Regions from separate parts of the Mus musculus genome. Here region 2 is linked to region 1. A link is a contact called in ENCODE POLR2A ChIA-PET data. All regions are on one chromosome and are shown on one strand. The core of a region is the stretch at or near the end of the contact, and the rest is flanking DNA. Distances in the headings are between cores, read along the strand shown. Region 1 holds the start of Cldn4 (claudin 4). Region 2 holds the start of Wbscr25 (Williams Beuren syndrome chromosome region 25 (human)).

The links. ChIA-PET counts read pairs that join two places held with the same protein, here RNA polymerase II (POLR2A).
Region 2: POLR2A ChIA-PET joins it to region 1 with 26 read pairs in embryonic stem cell. The contact joins the promoter of Wbscr25 here to the promoter of Cldn4 in region 1. POLR2A ChIA-PET finds 5 or more read pairs at or near these places in 4 of 5 experiments (Patski and embryonic stem cell).

Annotation. Positions count from the first base shown.
Region 1 is chr5:134,942,173-134,949,907 of GRCm38, forward strand. Cldn4 (claudin 4) reads right to left here and starts at 4,762. Exons shown (of 1, transcript NM_009903.2): 1 at 2,951-4,762. The coding sequence starts at 4,573. The coding sequence ends at 3,941. It overlaps Mettl27 (methyltransferase like 27), which reads left to right. Exons shown (of 6, transcript NM_024479.2): 6 at 1-465.
Region 2 is chr5:134,996,479-135,004,213 of GRCm38, forward strand. Wbscr25 (Williams Beuren syndrome chromosome region 25 (human)) reads right to left here and starts at 4,872. Exons shown (of 5, transcript NR_026907.1): 1 at 3,592-4,872; 2 at 81-191. LOC115490310 (a small nuclear RNA gene) reads right to left here and starts at 3,539; the gene lies at 3,357-3,539.

The sequences.
Region 1 (7,735 bases), core at 3,512-6,011:
CCCCAGCCTCCCGAGAAGCCGAGGCAGGAAGATAGGAAGTCCAAGGCCTGCCTGGGATGCAGGGTAAAACCCAGGCCAGCCTGAACCATTTGCCACACTCCATTTCAAAAAGTGAGACAAGATCTAGAGAGGCCGGAGAAACGGCTTTGAGGTTCAGAGCACTGACTGCTCTTCTGGACGACCCAGGTTCACTTCCCAGCAACCATATGGCGGCTCACAGCTTTCTGTAATTCCATTTCCAGGGGACCTGACAAAACACCAATGTGTGTAAAATAAAACTAATTAAATAAATAAATAATTTGAAAGATCTAGAGATGTAGAGCACTTTGGGATCCCCCAGTGAGGGGCTGAGGGTATGTGTTAGCGGTAGTACGGAAGCCCTGCCAAGAAGCCCTGGAGTCCATCCCTAGCACAGGGGCTAAAAATAGATTAACAATAATAAAAAAAAAAGTTTGATTTTCTTCATCTTTTTTTTACATTTATATATTTCTCCCCTGTCCCCAGGGTTTTTCAGTGTAGCCAGCCCTGGCTGTCTAAGACTAGTTTTGTAGACCAGGCTGGCCTCGAACTCACAGAGACCCACCTGCCTCTGCCTCCCCAGGGCTGTGACTAAAGGCATGCTTCACCAGACCTGGGGTATGTGTGTGTGTGTGTGTGTGTGTGTTCATGTGTCGTGGAATACCTGCTTACAGAGGTCAGAGGACAACTTGCAGAACCATTTGAGTCCAGGAATGCAATTTAGGTCATCAGACTTGGCAGCAGTTACCCACTGAGCCATCGCACAGACCCAAAAAAGGAAAATGATGTAATGTCTCTTTTGTTATTCTGATTCATCTTTTTTGTTACTCTGATACAGGGTCAGAGGGAGGCCTGATGGGCCTCTAACTGGGTAAGGCCTAGCAGGAGCCTCAAGCCCTGATCCTTCTGCAGCCTCCTCTGAAGCATCTAGGACTACTTACTGGCCTGTGTGCCTGTGTTGCTTACTATTAGGCAGTGCAGGGACTTGAACAGAGGGCCCTTGGTACGCTAGGCTAGCCCCCCACTCAGGAAGGTACATCCCCGCACCTTGGCGAAAGGACAGTGTTGTTTGTTTTGTTTTGTTAGGCTTGGTTGGTTTTAAAAAGGGTTAAACTATGTAGCTCTGGTAGACCTAGAACTCACTATGTAGACCAGGCTGGCCTTGAACTCACAGAAGTCTCTTCCTGCCTCACAGCCACCTGGTTTTTCAATGTTTAACTCAGAGGAGATTGGGGCTGCTCAACAATAGAGCCCTTGTCTAACATGGGAACCCCTGGATTTGATCCCCAAGGACCACAGGGAGTAAAAAAATGAACTATAAAGAGAAAATAGAACAGCTTGGGTCTGTTATGACAGTCTCAGGTAGCCCAGCCTGGCCTCAAACTGACTATGTAATGAAAGATGGTCTTGAACTCGTGATCCTCCCATCTCTACCTCCTGAGTGCTGGGATCCTATCACAAGCCCACTCTCCGGACTTGAAAACAATCTGATACCTTCATGAGAACTTGGCTATCCCCACAAAATCAAGAAGTGGTAAGTGGGGTGACGAGAGGGCTGAGCCGGTAAAAAGTGAGCTGCGTAAAAGTGCAGTGGTGTGAGTCCCCCCCCCCAACCCCACATAAAGGTGGGAGGGGAGAGTCACCTCCACAAAGTTGTCTTCTGGTCTCAGTTCTGGAGCTGAGCCACAGTTGCGCATGAACAGGGAAGGGTTCTGTGTGGATGGAGCTCAGAGCTAGAAAGCTGGTGTACTTGAGTCCCATCCCAGCTCTGAATAAATCTGTGGTGTCCCTGCCCATAATCAGAGCACCTGAGAGGGGGAGAAAGGAGAAGGAGAAAACTCAAAACCATCCTTTGTGATGGATCAGGTTTGAGTTCAGCCAGGATACAAGACCCTGTTTCAACAGAGTAGGGATCCTGTCCTAGTAGCAACAAACCCTTCCTCCTCAGCAACACATAAAACAGGCATGGTGGTTCACATCTCTAATCCCAACACTGGGGAAATGGAAGCAGGATGATCAGGAGTTCAAGGTCGTCGTCTTTAGCTACCTGGGGGCTAGCCTGGGCTATATTAAGATCTTATATCAAAACAATGATCCTATCCCCCGAAGGAGTGGATAGGAAAGTCAGGGTGTGGCCCAGGCTGCCCTGTGAGGGTGCAGGTGTGGGTTTAAGGACTCTCAGGACCTTGAGCATTCCAGGGCTGTGGGAGGACTCCCTAGGGAAGAGGCCACAGCCCGGACCTGTAAGACCAGCAAGGCTTCAAGAGTGGGAAAAGGACATTCCTTAGAGAAGGTGACTGCTATAACGTGGCCTGTGGAAGATAAGCAGGCCAGCCTGTTTGCTCAGAGAAAGGAAGGCCAGAAAGGAAGAGGCAGGGGAATTAGCCCTTGTTGTTCCTGTCATCTGTTGTCCCTCCCAGAGTCCCCCAGCCCCACCCCACCCCACCCCCACCCCCAGTCCTGGGCATACACTGGGCCCTAGATACAGGGTTTCCCCTCTAACAAATGAAGAGATTGTCATCATGGTAATCTCATCAAAACTGAGGCAGGAGAATTGCATTGAGTTTGATGTTAGTCTGGGCTTTATACTGTATCTAAAAAAAAAAAAGCAAATAAAGGTCTCAAAGCCCATGGTCCTCCAGGATAGAGGAAGTTCTCATTTTTACAGTGAGAACTCCTGAATCACTTTCTGAGACAGGGCTTCCTGTAGACCAGGCTAGCCTTGAACCTACAGCTTAGTGTGTGTGGGGGTGGGGGGTGGGGGGTGACCTTCATTTGGGGATGAGTGTGGGACACGGGGCCTCTGGCGTGCCAGGCACACTCTCCACCAACAGCTCCACCACTTCATCTTATTAGAACATCAAGGTCTCCTGTGAACCCTTAGCCGCCCCTCCAGCCCAGTCCCATCCACAGATAGAGAACAGCCCAAACCTTTCCTGTATGCAGGTGCCATTTATTGTAGAAAATAATAATAATTACAGCTGTGAACAGACCTTAAATTACAAAACAAGAAACCACAGAGAAGGCAGGGGAGTCCAGGAGACTCCCTGGTACAATGCCATCACCCCCCCCCCCCCCCCCCGTACCTTCCTTCCGCAGACTGGCCGGTGTCCTTGAAATGGGCAAAGGGAGGGAACTCAGAGGGGCCAACTCAAGAGGCCCAGGGTCCTTCTGAAGAGGGAGGGGGCGCACAGTGATCAGAACATTAGCAAGACAGTGCGGAAAAGGGGTGGGGACACACTGGGCTGCTTCTAGGTCCCCAGCCCTCCCCAAACCAGTTTAATCCACCTCCACCCTTCTTCCCTCAAACCCGTCCATCCACTCTACAGAAATTCATTAGTAGGGTAGGTGGGTGGGTCAAGCACAGTCATTGCTAATCAACGGAAGGGTTCCATGGCAGAGCCCACCGGCTCTCAATGGCCCCTCAGTCAGTCACTCAGCACACCATGACTTGGGGTAGGACCAGCTGTGCTCGGAAACACGGGGCGTAATGGCAAGAGTAGCGCTGGAGTAACGTGTAGGCTGAGTGAGGGGGATAGAGAAAGGACAGTGGACGTTTGCTAACATGAGGACATCCACTCCAGAGTCCAAAGTCACAGCTGAGCTACCCCGGCCAGCAGGACCCAGCTTGCGCCTCTACTGCCCTTCCCAGCTGCTTCTGCCTTCAGCCCCATATCCACCAGCAATTTGGATGTAAGCAGCAAGATATTTTTACATCCATTCTTGCCGGCCGTAAGGAGCCATGTGGAGCAGCCCAAGAGCTACGGGCTAGTAACTTTGCACAGTCCGGGTTTGCCTGTCCCCAGCAAGCAGTTAGTGGCCCATAGCAGGGCAGGTCCTGGAGAATGTGAGGGGCCACAGGCTGTTATGAGCTCAATCCGAAAAAAAGATAACAAAGGCAATGTGGACAGAGTGGCCCACCTTACACATAGTTGCTGGCGGGGACAGAGCGGGCGGCGGAGTACTTGGCCGAGTAGGGCTTGTCGTTGCTACGAGGTGGGCAACTGCAGCAGAGGAGGCCTCCTCCCAGGAGCAGCAGCCCGGAGGCCGCCCAGCCGACGTAAAGCGAGGCCCCCATTTCCCTCTTCTGCCCGGAAGCCACCATAGGGTTGTAGAAGTCGCGGATGACGTTGTGAGCGGTCCAGGACACGGGCACCATAATCAGCATGCTTGCCACGATGAACACGGCTCCGGCGGTGATCATGATCTTGGCCTTGACGGTCTCGTCCTCCATGCAGTTGGTGCACTTGCCCCCTACCACTGAGAGAAGCATCCCCAGAGCACCCACGATGATGCTGATGACCATAAGGGCTCGGGCGGCCTGCAGGTCCTGCGGCAGGGCGAGCATCGAGTCGTACATCTTGCACTGCATCTGACCTGTGCTCTGCACCACGCAGTTCATCCAGAGGCCCTCCCAGCTGGTCTGTGCCGTGACGATGTTGCTGCCGATGAAGGCGGTCACCCGCCACATGGGGAGCGCACAACTCAGGATGATCCCCAGCCAGCCCAGGACTGCCAAGGAGATTCCCAGGACCTGTAGTCCCATAGACGCCATCGCTCAGCCTCTGCAGGGGTCAAAGTCGGTGACCACAAAAAGTACCTCTCTCTCTCTCTCTCTGGAGTCAGAGGGCTGAGAAAGTTTTTTTCGGTGAGCCTCAGGGACACAAAGCCAGCTGAGTCCGATGCACCAGCTACCAAGCGCGAACACTGCAGCTCTTTCCTGCCTGCACCTGCAACAAGAAAGGGCGGCCACAGGTGCTGCAGTTAAAGCTCCTAGAGGAGGGGCGGAGGCAGAGGGAGGGGTTTCAGTCCCGGAGGCCTCCCTCGGGACCAGTTTCTCTGGATTCCTGAGCTTGGGCCAACAAAGGCGTTCAGAGGCCCCTGTCCTGGGCCCCTGAGTCACCCGCCAGTATCACAAGAAACTATCATCTCCCCCAGCCCCCAGGCTCACGCTGAGGTCAGCTGGGACACAGACACTGAGTCACCAGCCTAGAGCACCTGGATGCTCACCGGGTGGGGACAACTTAGACTGAGAAGCAAGCCTCCCCAGGGTTCAGAGCCTATAGGGAAGGTCCCCAAGACTCATTCCGGGCTCCCGTGGGAAGGTCCCCAAGACTCATTCCAGGCTCCCGTGAGACAAGAGAATGAAGACCCTTTACTGGAGAATCTGAACCTAGTGTCTAGGGGTGTCCAAGAGAACCCCTGTCTTAATTAGTGTTGCTTTTACCAAATCAACTTTATCACCACCATCATGGCTATTATTGTCATTAATGGGACAACATCTGTACTTTGCCTCAACAGCAACTTTCCTACTGTTGGCCAGAGGAAGTTGGTGTGGGGAAATGAGGACCTGGGGTGGGGACAGCGGGAGCCAGATCACCTGCTGTCCTAATGTGATTTCCCCACCCAGCCATAGTGCCTCAGGGTGTAGAGGCGAGGCACTTTGGTCCAGAACAAGAAACAGGGAAAGGCAGAAAGGCTGGTGGGATGGTTCAGTGGGTAGAGCTGCTTGCTTCCAAGCCCCAAGGACCTGGGACCTCTGTGACAGGAGACACACATGTCCTCTGATGCACAAATGTCATCAATAAATAAACACAATTTAAAATTGGGGGTGGTGGGGTCGTGACAGAATCCTGTCCTCTCTTCCTTCCTAGGGCTGAGCCTTGCTTGGTGAGAACTGGATGGAGACAAATTCAAAACCCAGCCAGGCCCCAGAGACAGGATGTTTATTCTTCTGAGACACAGGAGCCGTTCCCATAAAGCCAGCCTGGGCACAAAGTCCTTGGTGACATCGAAGAGAAAGGGGGCCCTCCACCAGAGGTCTGTCTGCAGGGAGATGAAGAGAGATGGTGTGCTTCCAGCCACAATTCCAGAGGACTTCTAGGAGTCAATGTATTTTGAGATTATGCTAGGGACACCAGTACGAAGAGACACAAACCCTCTCAGGGTGATTGGGCAATGCAGTGGGCACTGGGTCAAAGAGGACATCTCCTGCAGGGAGGGGACAGCAAGGAGACCCGGGTCAGAGAGATGTTTCACAAGACAAGGAATCTAGTTTGACCAGACACTGGCCTTGGGGGGGTGGGGGAGGGGTAGCCGAGGGAAAGACAGTCTCCTGTGCTCCCTCACCCCCTGCCCCGCTCCCACCCCACCTGGTACAAAGGACAGAGATGAACATGTCCATCCAAGAGAGAGCAGGCTGAGAAGGGACCACATGTATCCCAAAGGCACCTGGGAAAATACAGATAAGGAGAACCACAGGTGCACAGGAGGGGCAGAGGGGAACTAGGAGAAGGGGGTCATTGATGTAGTTCCTGTAATCATAGCCCCATCTGGGATCACCCCTGACTGTCCTTGGCTAGTCTGCCTTTCTTTCTCTCTCTCTTTCTCTCTCTCTCTCTCTTTCTTCCTTCCTTCCTTTTTCTTTCTTTCTTTCTTTCTTTCTTTCTTTCTTTCTTTCTTTGCTTCTTTCTCTCTCTCTCTCTCTCTCTCTCTCTCTCTCTCTCTCTCTCTCTCTCTCTTTCTTTCTTTCTTTCGAGACAGGGTTTCCTATACTGACTCAGACTCCCGAGGTAGCTAAGGATGACCTTGAACATCCAAACCTCCACTTCCCAAATGCTAGGATTACAAGCCACATATGGTGCTAGGCATGGAACCCAGAGCTTTGTGGATGCAGGGCCAGCACGCTACCCAACCGAACCTCATTTCCAACTCCAACCTTAAGTTTCTGTTCCCGGCCCTGCTTCCACTTCCCAGGTGCTCGATTCCTGGTGTGCACAGCGCCAAGTCCAGCTTAGTCTCTGGCTTAGTGGTTGTTGCTCTTGGTTTGGGTTTGTTTGTTTGTTTTGTGGTTTTTGAGACAGGGTTTCTCTGTGTAGCCCTGGCTATCCTGAAACTCACTCTGTAGACCAGGCTGACCTTAAACTCAAAGATCTGCCTGCCTCTGCCTCCCGGATTAAAGGCAAGCACCACCACTATCCCCGGCTTTGTTTTGTTTCTTAAAACAGCATCTTCGTGTATCTAAGCTAGCCTGGAACTCTATGTAACACCGACTGGCCTCAAACCCATGGCAATGCTCCTGCTTCAGTCTCCAATCTGCTAGGGTTACAAGTGTGTACTCCACTCTCTCGTGTTTCTCTTTGTACCACTTTTGGGTGAACACCACAAAGACCACAGCTGCCATAGATCTCTGAACTCCGGTCACTGCCCAGAACCCTATGTGCTGCCCTGGGCTTCCTGCCTGCCAGTCTGTCCAATTCCAACCCCAACAGATGCACAGTCTCTTTAAAATAGTCCTCCCCACCACCACTAATGTAGCCCAAGCTGTCCTCAGACTCTCACATGTTTCTTCTTCATCCTCCTGGGTGCTGGGATTGCAGGTGTGTACATTACTGTATACAACTGGTGCATAATCCCTGACTCTATGGAGCACAATCTGATCTTCCACCATCCCACGTGGTCTGTGAGCACTCAGTACTTGGAGTTTGTTGGAGACTGAATCTGGGCCAATACTGCGCTCCGGGTTAGAAGAACCAATGGAGCAGGGATCCCCTCTCATGTTAAGGCCGTGGAGACACACTTCCATGCCTCCTTCTGAGCTGGAGGCTCAGGAAGCCTAAGGCAATGTCTTATCAAGTTAAATGCTCAAGCTAGGCGTGGAGGCAAACTCCTATAAACTCAGCATTCCCAAGGAGAGGCGGGAGGGCTATCATAAATT
Region 2 (7,735 bases), core at 3,622-6,121, 54 kb after region 1:
CTCTGAGGCCAGCCTGGCATACAGAGGAAGTTCCATGACAGAGAAACAACAAGAACAACAATGAACTTAAAAACAAAGACCTGAGGTCACCATTCAGTAGTCTAGCTAGCTGGTTCCCAATTCCCAGGGAGGGGCTCAGCCGTTACAGTATTTGCCCGGCATGTCTTGAGACCCAGGTTCAATCCCCAGTCCTGCAAAAGAAAATAAACGAAGTAAAATGAAGGCCATGTTTGAACTTAGCAGGCACTTAGTAAATATTTGTCAAATGAATGATCAGCGTCTTGTTGACTTAGAAGACATCAGTGAAGGGAACAATACGTGCTCAGGGCGCCGCAGCACTTACAAATGACAGTCCACAGGCTTAGGTGTGTGATGACCTTTTCTGTAATTCTTCGTGAAGAGCCCCTGGATGCTTCATTCTGCAGAGGCAGCTACAAACAGTGTGACTTCAGTCCTCCCCAGTGTGGACCTCAAATTCAACGAGGTCAAGGGGACTAAGCAGCATGATGGAGGTTTATGCCTACCCTCCAGGAAGCAGAGGTGGGAGGATCCCTAAAAGGATAAGGCTAGTCTTATCTATCATCTATCTACCTATCTATCTATCCATACACGTATGTATGCAGTATGTATGTATGTATGTATGTATGTATGTATGTATGTATGTATGGAGTCCCAGGCTAGCCAGGGCTGTGCAGCAAGACCCTGTCTCTAAAAACTAAAAACCAAAGAACAAAAAACTAACAGCTGGGCATGGTGGTGCAAGCCATAACCCCAGCATTTAGAAGGCAGAGCAAGAGGATCAGAGTCATCCTTGGCTTCAAAGTCCCTCCTTCAAAGTCATCTTTGACTACATAGTGTAAGTTTAAGGTTAACCTGGGCTACATGAGATCCCATCTCAAAAAACCATCAGCAGAGGGCTGGTGAGATAGAGGCCTCAGTGCTTAAGGGCACTTGTCCTACAAGCCGAACAACCTGAGTTCAATCCCCGGAACCCATATAAATACACAAGAGAATCCATTCACACACACACACACACACACACACACACACACACACACGGGGCAGGGGAGAATAACACATAAAAATAATTTTAAAGAATTTTATAAACGGCCTGACTGTGGTGGCATACGCCTTAATCCCAGTACTCGGCAGGAAACAGAGAGAGGTGGATCTCTGAGTTCGAGGCCAGCCTGGTCTACAGACTGAATTCCTGGACAGCCGGAGCTACACAGAGAGACCCTGTCTGGGAAACCCTAAAGAGGAAAACAAACAAACAAACAAACAAACAAAAGCTTTCAAAACAAATCAAAAAGGATAAGAGGTGGGGGGGAGACTAGTTTGGGAATGGCTAAGCGTTTGGAGAGTCTAACAAATCTCACAGGTCCCTTGATTCTTGTCTGTCTGTCTTTCCCCCAAAGGGCTTCAGCTTTGGGAACACAAAGCCAACTTTCTGCTCCAAGAGCAGTCCCACGAGCCCCGAGGGCCATGAGCACAGAGCCAGAGGGCAGAAAATACAGCCCAGTGTGGGACGGAACAGAACAGACCACCAGAGAAATATGTTCTGAGTATGGGACAGATGGTGCTGATAACTGCAGAGAAATGACTCCAGGCAAGCAGACAGGGAACAGTCAGAGCCATGGGGGACATATAAAATCAACGGAGCTAGGAGGAGTGGGTTGGAGAAGGAGGCATGAAGAAGGGGGAAATAACTCTAATGGCCTCTGTTTGTATGTGAGTGTATGAGAGTGTGTGAGAGTGTGTGAGAGTGTGTGTGAGTGTGTGTAAGTGGCCTCTATGTGTGTGAGTGTATGAGAGTGTGTGTGTGTGTGTGTGTGTGTGTGTGTGTGTGTGTGTGTGTATGTGTGGATGTTGTATGTGGAAGTCGGAGGTCAATGCCAGACAGCTTCCTCAATTGCTAGCCACCTAATTCTTAGTTTTAGTTTGTAATCTCTTTCTCTCTCTCCTCTAGAAAAGCAGCAAGTGCCCTTAGCCTCTGAGCCACCTTATTTGGTGAGGCAGCATTCATTTTTTTTTCAATGAACCTGGAATGCATCAATTCTGCTATCCTGGCTGGCTGGCCAGCCGGCCAATTGGATCCTGATGTCTGCCTGTCTCTGGCTTCCTTCCCAGGACTGGATTTAGAGAGGTGCTCCACAGCGCCCTGATTTTACGTGGGTGATAGGGACTTGAACCCAGGCCCTCATACTTCAAACACCAACACTTTACCCGGAGAATCAATCCCTGGCTCCTCTAGAATGACTTTAAAAGCCGGACAGGGTCTGCACATTTGTAATCCCAACACTCAGAAAACAGAGGAGGATCAAGGGCTAGCAGGAGGAGCTGAGTTCAACTCCCAGCACCCACATGGTAGCTTGCAATGTCTCCTTTTGATGTCCATGGGTACCAGGCTCACACATACACACATGTAAGCAAAACACCCATACACATAAAAACAAAATAAATACAGCAAACAAACAAACAAACGAACAAACAAACAGTTCCAGACCACATGCCTGTAATCCCAGCATTAGAGAGGTTGAGGATCCAGAGTCCAAGATCATGCTAGGCTGCATAGCGAGTTCAAGGTCAATCTTGGCTATTTGTGAGCCTGTCTTTAACAAGGGTCTGAGGTGGCGCAGACTGATGGAGATGAGCTAAGCGTGTTTTACATATGGAGGCAGGCATAAACTTTTAAGGGCCTAGGAGAGGACTGTTGCTGATGAGTGCAATGCATTGTGGGTTGGCATCATCTTGGAGACACGTTGTGTCTGCGAAGATGTTTCCAGAGTTTTAACCCAGTTGGACCACCCTGAATCCACCCTGAATGTGGATGGTACCATCTCATGGGCTGGGGTCTTGCAGACCCCAGGAGACAAGGAGACAGTGAGCTGGTTACCAGCATCCATCTCTCTCTGCTTCCTGACTGTGGATCCTGACAGTGGAACCAGCTCCTGTGGCCATGCTTTTCCTGTCGAGATGAACCCTTAAATCCTGAGTCAAAATAAACTGTTCCTGCCTATTTTGTTTGTTTGTTTTCTGAGACAACCTGGCTTGGCGTCTTTTTTTTTTTTTTTTTTTTTTTTTTTTTTTTTTTTTTGAGACAGGGTTTCTCTGTGTAGCCCTGGCTGTCCTGGAACTCATTCTGTAGACCTGGCTGGCCTCAAACTCAGAAATCTGCCTGCCTCTGCCACCCCGGCCCCCCCCCTCGAGTGCTGGTATTAAAGGCGTGTGCCACCATGCCCAGCTCTGGCTTGGTGTCCTATGCCTTTAATCCCAGCACTCAAGAGGCAGGAGAAACTCTGAGTTCAAGGCCAGCCTGGTCTACAAAGTGAGTTCCAGGACAGCTTGGGCTACACAGAGAAACCCTGTCTCAAACAAACAAAACAAATCTAAACAAACAAAAAACCCCAAAGAGTTTAAGTCAGCCTAAGGCATGTATGGAAATCTCAAAAATAATTAGATGGTTTCACCATTGTACATGGTGTTCTGGCTTCTAGAACATTCTCCACTTGATCTTAGCCAAAAGGCCGAGAAGCAATTAGAACATTCTCTTCCACCGCAACCCCACTCATGTAGTCAAATCCTTCTCACCTCAGCCTCCAGGTCTTTCACTCAACCGTCTCTTTCAGATATGCCATCTTAGAAGATCCAGGATTGGGTCCGCTTCTATGCTTTGAAGTTTTGTTTTTTTTTTTTTTTTTTTTTTTTTAAGTATTGGTATTTGCTCCATCTGGAGCAGAACTGGCAAGGATTCTTGCACCTCGGACCTTTGCATACAGTAGATCCTCAATTAACAAAGGCTCGAGCTTGCAGGCAGAGAAGATAGGATTATAACCTTCAGAAAGGCTTTTCCCAAGCAGAGCAGATTGCTACTACCTTAAAGCAAGTGTAGACGCAGCGTGGACTTGGCTGGTTGTGTCTGGTGCGCCGTGCCAGCTGCGCTGTGCCTGTTGAGTGGTGCCGGGTGTGCTGTGGCTTGTGTGTTGTGCCTGGTGTGTTGTGTTTGGTGTCCTGTGCCTTGTGTGGCAAGCCTGGCATTCTGTGCCTGGCATGCTGTGGCTTGTGTGTTGTGCCTGGTGTGTTGTGTTTGGTGTCCTGTGCCTTGTGTGGCAAGCTTGGCATGCTGTGCCTGGCTTGATGTGCCTGGTGTGCTGTGCTTGAAGTGCTGGGCCTGCTATGGTGTCTCTGGTTTGCTGTGCCTGAGGTGCTGTGCCTGGCATGGTGTGACTGGCGTGGTGTGGCTGGTGTGGTTTGCCTGGTGTGGTGTCTCTGGCGTGCTTCGCCTGGCTTGGATTGCCTGGTATGCTGTGCCTGGTACGGTTTGCCTGGCTTGGTGTGTCCGGTGTGTTGTGCCTGGTGTGTTGTGCTGGGCGTGATGTGCCGGGTGTGCTGTGACTGGCGTGATGTAGTTGACAAGCTGTGACTACCGTGCTGAGCCTGGCGTGGTTTGGCTGCTGTACCGCGCCTGCGGTAGTGTGCCTGGCCCGCTGTGGCTGATGAGCTGTGCCTGGCCTGGAATGGCTGGCGTGTCATGGCTGCCTCCTTCCTTTGAAGTTGTTTCCTTTTGTTCCTCATCTGTTTTTTTTGTAGAATTTTTTTGAGGGGTAATAGTATGTCTTCCATCTGGAGTTGTTGCGCCTGGGGTGCCATGCCTGCCAATGTATACGGAAAGCATCAACAGATTAATCCGCTTAGGTTCAAAATTTGGGAAGACACCAGGCAGATGGAGAAACAGGACTTCAGGTGGCAAGGTGGGAAGCCACACTGGGGGGGCCCCTGGGAGGCTGAGCCCCAGCGGGAACCTCCAGGGGCCCTCGGGAATCTCCTAAACAAGCTACAATCCAGCTGATGCCCCTGCCACACCCGGACCAGCAGGCAGGAATTTGCCCCTGTGACCTCCCCAGGCACACTCCTGTCACCATGGCGACCGGCTTAGGGAACAAGCGGCCTGATTGTCCCTGCCCAGCAGGGCAGGTGAAACCCTGGCCACGTGACCGATACTGAGCCAGGTGCGGTTAGGAAGACACTCGCTGCCTCCAGCCTTAACCCGTTCGACTCCCGGTCGCCGCCAGGGTGCAGTGTCTCTACCTCCCAGCCTGCCATGCACACGCATACCACACACACACACACACACACACACACACACACCACACTTCTTTGGGTCTAGAGGGCCCTAAATGAAATCTGGGAAGGAATCCAACCTGAGCCACACTAGTGACTGGAGCTGGGTAACTTCCGCCTTTCTCCATTTCTTTGTTTCCTTCAGTGTAAAATAAGAATGGACTGAGAGAGATGGTTCAGCGGATGCCTTGAATTCGGTCCTTGGGACCTACACGGAAGGAGAGAACTGATCCCCACTTGTCCTCTGACTCCACACTGCCGGCTACACATATACAGACACACAATAAGTCAAAATATTTTTAAAAAGAAAGAAAAGAAAAGAAAAGAAAAGAAAAGAAAAAAGAAGGAAGGAAGGAAGGAAGGAAGGAAGGAAGGAAGGAAGGAAGAAAGAAAGAAAGAAAGAAAGAAAGAAAGAAAGAAAGAAAGAAAGAAAGAAAGAAAGAAAGAAAAAGGAAATAAGGATTAGGCTCATCTCAGTATAATCCCGGGGTCTAGGAGCTCTGGCTCAGTAGCCCATCTGAGTTGCGAAGCCAACCAATGCAAACTCCCTGGTTTGGCCCACAAGCTGGGAAAGGGTGGGCAGCTCTGGAATGACCTTTCCCCAACATGCCACCCCCAGAGTCCTGCCACGGAGCTTGACCCCCTTCTTTGCCCCGCCCACAACTTTCTCTGGAATGTTCACTTGGGACCTTCAAACCAACAGGTTTTTCAGCTTGCCAGGCTCAGCCTTGAGCGAGCCATGTGACCACAATGCTTTGAGGGCCAGGACTATGTATGTCCTCAACGCCACTCCTGACACCAGATCTGGGCTATTTGGCTTTTGGGCATGTGGTCAAAGGTCGTGTGCCAGGCTGGGGTGAGCTGGCTAGACAGAAGGTTGACTGGTCAGAAACTCTTTAACAACACTACCTTTTCCCAACAGAACTATGAACCCTTTCACTCTGTGGACTGGTGAGATGGCTCAGTGGATAAAGGCACTTGCTGCCAAGTTTATTGATGTGAGTTCAATTCCTGGAACCCACATAGAGACAGAGAACAGACTCCCTCAAGTTGTCTTCTGACCTCTACATGCATGCTGTGACACCTGTACAACCACACAAATGGACAGACACAGAGGACACACACAGGAGGGGGAGAGAAATACAGAGATACACAGAGACATAATAAATATATAAAATAAATAATAAATAATATTTATTTATAATAAATAAATAAAAAGGAAGTTTAGGTGGGTGGGGTGGTACATGCCTTTAATCCTAGCATTCAGGAAACAAACAGATCTCTGTGAGTTGGAGGCCAGCCTGGTCTACAGAGCAAGTTCCAGGACAGCCAAGGCTATGAAACAAAACAAAACAAAAACCTGTCTCAAAAACCAAAAATTCCTATAAAAATATCTCTAAGGATCCTTCCCAGAACTTGGTCTGAAATCTCAGCATTCAGGAGGCTTGAGGCAGGAGAACTGCTGTGAGATCGAGGCCAGCATGGATTATATAATGAGTTTCAGGGCAGCCTGGGCTACAGGACCAGACTCTATCTTTAAAAAAAAAAAAAAAGGAAAAGAAAAAAGAAAAAAAGGAGTTACAGAGACAAAGTTTGGAGCTGTGACGAAAGGATGGACCATCTAGAGACTGCCATATCCAGGGATCCATCCCATAATCAGCTTCCAAACGCTGACACCATTGCACACACTAGCAAGATTTTGCTGAAAGGACCCAGATAGAGCTCTCTCTTGTGAGACTATGCCGGGGCCTAGCAAACACAGAAGTGAATGCTCACAGTCAGCTATTGGATGGATCATAGGGCCCCCAATGGAGGAGCTAGAGAAAGTACCCAAGGAGCTAAAGGGATCTGTAACCCTATAGGTGGAACAACAATATGAACTATCCAGTACCCCGGAGCTCTTGACTCTAGCTGCATATGTATCAGAAAATGGCCTAGTTGGCCATCAGTGGAAAGAGAGGCCCATTGGACTTGCAAACTTTATCTGCCTCAGTACAGGGGAACACCAGGGCCAAAAAGTGGGAGTGGGTGGGTAGGGGAGTGGGGGTGGAGGGTATGGGGGACTTTTGGGATAGCATTGGAAATGTAAATGAGGAAAATACCTAATTAAAAAAATATATATATATATAAAGGAAAAGGAGGAGGAGGAGAAGAATGGAAGAAGAAGAAGAAGAAGAAGAAGAAGAAGAAGAAGAAGAAGAAGAAGAAGAAGAAGAAGAAGAGGCGGCAGCAGCTGGGAGGTGGTGATATATGTCTCTTTAATCCCAACATGAAAGGCAGAGGCAGGTGGATGTCTCTGAGTTTGAGGCCAACCCAGGCTACACAGAGTTCCAGGACAGCCAGCTCTGTTAAAGAGAGAAACCCCTTTCTCAAAAACACAAACAAACCAAAAAAAAAAAAAGTTTGGGTTTAAGAGGGGAGCTGGGAATGTAGCTCCGTTGGTGAGTTCCTACTAAGCACGAGGGAAGTCTTGGTCCCTCCCCAGCTCTGCATAAAGCAGGTATGGCAGCACACACTTATGAACTTGTGATCCCAGCACTGTAGAAGGGGAGGCTGGAGGATCAAGAGTTCAAGGCAATCCACCCTATATGAAAGAAGAAAGAAAGAAAGAAAG